2 separate regions of the Homo sapiens genome follow, and region 2 is linked to region 1. Evidence: read pairs that join two places in POLR2A ChIA-PET (ENCODE). Cell type or tissue: PC-9. All regions are shown on one strand.

Region 1 (2,500 bases):
TAAATGAATTTTTCCAAAGCTGTACAGTGCAGTGGCAGTACAAGACTATAATGACTGTCTCTAGTTTGTGATGATTCACAGAGCTAATATATAATGAAGAGCTCAGCAGAGTAGATGCATAGGGTAGACATTCAGCATATGTCAAGTCTCTAACGTCAAGCCTCTACTAGAAATCGGTCACCGCATGTTTAATGGCAATAATAGACATAATCCCACACAGTCATTTTGCAGGTGGAAAAAAACTGAGACACACAGAAAACCGACTCATCCACACAATGCAACTCGATAGTGGCACTGGCCAACGTGGAACCTGAAGCTTCTGACTCTAAGTGTCTTTTTTGCACTATACCATGCTGCCCCTCTCTCACTATTTAAAGTAAATAATAATAAATGATGACTCTATGTATCCCATATATAGAACCAGTTCTAGAATTTTAGCTCAACCATTTAGTTGGAAATCAAAAAACATCCAAAAACGTGGTGGAGCAACCAAATTAAATAGCACGGTTGCTGACCACCCAAATTCCGTATTACTGACTGGAAGACTGGGACCAACTTTATTTTTCTGCTTTGGTGCAAATGGGTAACTGGGAAATCGGGAGAGGCAGAACTTTCTGCAAACCGAGCTTCAGAATTTTCTGATAAGAACCTGAATTTCAAGATTCTTCAGGTGGGGAAAGGATTCCACTCATGCTAAACTGAGAACTGGGGATCAATTCAAATCGACTTCAGTGTTAGTCTATCCTTCCCTTTTCTGAGACATGGTTTCTGGTTTATAAAATGGAGATAATTTATTCATAGGGGTTGCATTAAAGCATGCATATATGAATTTATATAAAAAAGAGACTAACAGAGCTTAGAAAGACAATAACTGTTCCTCCCTTCTTACCTGGGAATCGTCTGTTGCTCTCCTGTAACCCCATACACCACAATCAATGTACAAAAACCAGGAGGTGATAAATATTACTTAATTAAAAGGAAAACAAAATCAATTTCAGGAAAACTATCACGCAAAGATTCATAACTGTATTTAAAAGCAATTAATCGGTAAAGATAGCTGTCCAATGAAAGGTAAACTCCCACTGGTGTTATTTGACACCAGATTGTCTTGGCTTTCAAACAAGAGTAGACTTCTGCTTTTTCACCAAGAATTTAACGTTCTAAAAAGGTATGTGAAACAAGTTAAACTACTTGCATATTTCCACTTACATAACACTGACATAGCACATCAGCTTTTATTTTTTCCAGATACTAGATGAAGTTTCTTATATATTCCTGTGAGAGAATAAACAGAAAACTGTCTCTCTTCTTAATATATTAGTGCCCTGTAATCCAGACCATATGATCAATAAACTATATAAAAATTAAATTATACTGACGGTCTTAGGCAAAAAGTGGAAACAATTTTTTTTAGGACTGTGGTGTGCGGAATATTAAAATCACATGTTGTGCTATTAATTTTTCTTTTGGAAGCCAAATAGAGTTCTCCTGCATAAATATCTCACCTAAATATTTCTCTTACAAAGAATTTTTCCTGTTAAAGGTGTTTGAGAGACATTTAATTAGTGATATTGTAATTGGCCTGTGCTCAGGGGAAACATTGATCAATAAGTCACTTTGAAAATGTTGCCATGGTTTTAATGGCAAAGCACCCCTGAAAACAAGTAGCTATGTGCCTCTATAACAGAATACATGGTCCTGACGCCTTATTGCTTTTTGGAGATAAACAAAATCATTTTGTTCAAACATAAGACCAACAGTGAATAAATATAATAAACAGGTTAGAATATTAGCTTTGGGGGGACGGGGGATAGTGGGGAAATGAAGAACTGAAACATGCATATGCACACACATGCATGCATGCACACACACCTTTTTTACACCTTCAATGTACAACAGAGTAGCTTGGGTTTTTACATCCCTGGCTAAACTACAGCTGATGGTTGTGTCTTTTTGCAAATTCCTTTACATCTCTTTCCTTTTCACTTTCATAAGACACCATCTCTTGGGACTGCCTTCTAAAATCACAAGGGTGGAAAGGAAATTGTACAAAGGCTGTCAAGCATGTTCTAGCTCTGCTTTCTTAATCACAAAGTAGGAGGTAGGAGGGTATCCTGCACAGGCACTCTAGAAAGAGCTTACCCTGCCACCAACAAAACACACTGAGTAAACACAGGGAGTTCCAGGCAAGTTTACAGCAAACAGCTTCCATGTGTTTAGTGCTTCCTTGTACTCCCCTGGGACCAGAGAGGGTCTTTTAAAAATTCAACAGCTTGATTACAAGACTTTAAGTAGTAATCTGTCCCACTGTGCATGATAATGAGCCAGCTGCCTTCAGGAAGGTAGGCCCCCCAGTGACAATTCCTTTACATAGCATCTTAATGTTGAATTAATGTTGAGAGACGTGGAAATGGGATGTGCCACCTGAACTACAGTGACTTTTCTTCCTTTCCACCCCTCCACCCTTCCACAGAGCACAATTATACCTTCAGCTGTCTCT
Region 2 (2,500 bases), 260 kb before region 1:
CTTTCGACTTTTGCCTCTAGATCCAGACATTAACTCTTATCAGGGTTCCAGGTCTAAGGAGTGAAAAGATAAGATTTCACCCTCAATTTATAAATGTACCCAGGTTAGGCCTAGCAACACAGGTAGTATGCAAAATAGGCTTTGATATCTTGAATGCCAACTCAAATCTGTTAGTAATTACTGCCCAGAGGACCATGTTACGGAGCATCACAAGGGCAAGTCAGGGTTCATAGAGCATCATGATTGATTAATGATGCCAGCCATGGGAATGGGATCCAGGAATGACACCAGGTCCTACAGAAGACTTCCCATCCCTTTAAGATTTCAAAGTATACCCAAAGCCAAGCATGCTTGATAAAAAGGGAGATCTAAGGGCACTAAATAAAGCTGTTAAAGACCATTAACACCTTATTAAGACCCTTTCCCAGATGCAGCCAGAAACAGTCAAAGAACATAGAATGTGGGAACATTTTGGAGAGAAAGCATGGAGCTGTCTGAAGCATTTTTTCAAGGAGCAAAAACTCAGTTCTATTTTCAAGGCTTTAATTCTAAGCTCCATCTACATGAACATCAGGTAATGGAGGGAGGTCATTGTGGAATTTGGAAACCTACTTCTCACTAGAAGCTGATATGTGACCTTGGGCAATTAATTTAAGCTCTCAAAACCTCAGGTGTTTCATCTGTAAAATGTGGATAATAATCTCTATCTCATAGTCCTTGGCAGGTATTAAATAGAATAAATAACGTAAAGAAGCTACAAAGAACCCCACCCAAAGGAGATGTTTGAAAGCATTCATTCCCCACTCCTTTTTCTCCCTCAGAAAGAACATGGTGACACACTGTTTGTAAGTCAGGCATAATTTACATATAGTAGTAAGATTCATACATTTTAGGTGAACTGTTCTACACGTTTTGACAAACATATGCAGCCATGTAACCACTACCACAGTAGATACAGAATGCTGCCATCACCCCAGAAAGTCACTTCACACCTCTTTCCAGTCAATCCCTTGCACCTACCTCCAACCCTTGGCAAACACTGATCTTAACTCTGTTCCTATAGTTTTGCTTTTTTATTACAACCCATTTTAAAAGCATAAATCCAAACAGCAAATAATTCTCCAGAGTTTTTCCTTCACATCCTACTCAAAAATAGCTCAGCTCTGACGGCAAGCTCTCTGTTCCAGGAAAATTCTTCATTAAATAAATGAATTCCATGTGCATATTAAAAAGACATTCTGCTTCATATTCCTTCTATTTATAACCAGAGTTCAACCACTGGGGGCCCCAGGAGCCTGTCAGGGTCTCTGTGTGCTCTTTAGCTCACACTCTCTACTCCCTGCTCCAGCCCAACTGCATATCTGGCTCCAGGCCCAGGTGGCAGGAAAACCAAGGTGCCAAAAGGGGCTTGTGGAAGTGTGCCCTGAGGAGGTATGCTCCCCAAACTTTTGGTGCAAACTTCAGGATGTCCTGCAATTCCTTGGGGAATACGTGCCATGTATTAATTACTAACAGCATGGAGAAGAAAGGAATCAGTCTAGAAACAAGAACAAAGGGAGGGGTGGAAAGGGTTAGGTGGTTTCTAAAGTCTTTCCCTGCAGAGAAGTCCCATGACCCAAGTAGATCATACAATAATTCCTGCGGCCACCGCCCCCTCCTCACCTTCATGTGCCAAATACCATGATCGGCACAAGAATTAAAAGTGAACAAATAGAAAAAAATAATAATAATTATACTTAATTTTTGCCCATAGATAACTTACTGCCTAATCGAGAAACAAAACATGCACAGAAGGATGTGGTTGAGTAGAGGAGAAATAGCATGGAGTATTGAACTAGAGGAAACAGGGTTTTAACCTGAATAGTCATTTGCTTGTTGTGTGACCTTGGATATGGTGCGTCTCTCCTCTGAGCCTCAAAGTTTCCATCTATAAGCTAGAAATTACATCCACCCTCAGAGGAGTGTTATGTGGACTAAATAAGGTTATGGCTATAAATCACTTAGCCCAGTACCTGTCATGTTTTAGCTCAAGAAAGGGTAGGTTGCTGGGTGCGGTGGCTCACGCCTGTAATCCCAGCACTTTGGGAGGCCGAGGCAGGTGGATCACGAGGTCAGGAGATCGAGACCATCCTGGCTAACACAGTGAAATCCTGTCTGTACTAAAAATACAAAAAATTAGCCGGGCGTGGTGGCGGGTGCCTGTAGTCCCAGCTACCTGGGAGGCTGAGGCAGGAGAATGGCATGAACCCGGGAGGCGGAGTTTGCAGTGAGCCGAGATCATGCCACTGCCCTCCAGCCTGGGTGACAGAGCTAGACTCTGTCTCAAAAAAAAAAAAAAAAAAAGGGTAAGTTTTTTTTTTTTGTTTGTTTGTTTTATTTTTTACCACCTATATTAGTCTGGGTTCTCCAGAGAAACAAAACCAACAGGAGATAGATGGATGGATAGATAGATAATAGATAAACAGACAGACAGTGTGTATGAGTGTGTAAAGAGACTTAT

What was found. Peaks named below come from ENCODE experiments on the same cell type or tissue, not always from the same donor. Only the 100,000 strongest peaks of a DNase experiment are listed, where the experiment ranks them.
Region 2: POLR2A ChIA-PET joins it to region 1 with 12 read pairs; 3 of 35 experiments call an interaction of 5 or more read pairs at or near these places.

Annotation. Positions count from the first base shown.
Region 1 is chr1:56,574,960-56,577,459 of GRCh38, forward strand. All of the region lies in intron 1 of PLPP3 (phospholipid phosphatase 3), which reads right to left. Among named protein-coding and RNA genes, the nearest start is that of PLPP3, 3.4 kb to the right of the region's middle. RefSeq lists an enhancer at 2,022-2,500. In PC-9, a CTCF peak has its summit at 2,316; a DNase peak (open chromatin) is centred at 1,132; H3K4me3 peaks cover 2,471 bases; H3K27ac peaks cover 111 bases.
Region 2 is chr1:56,319,756-56,322,255 of GRCh38, forward strand. LOC124904186 (a long non-coding RNA gene) reads right to left here. Exons shown (of 4, transcript XR_007066107.1): 1 at 1-2,500. Among named protein-coding and RNA genes, the nearest start is that of LINC01767, 94 kb to the right of the region's middle. In PC-9, no CTCF peak of the experiment used is centred here; no DNase peak of the experiment used is centred here.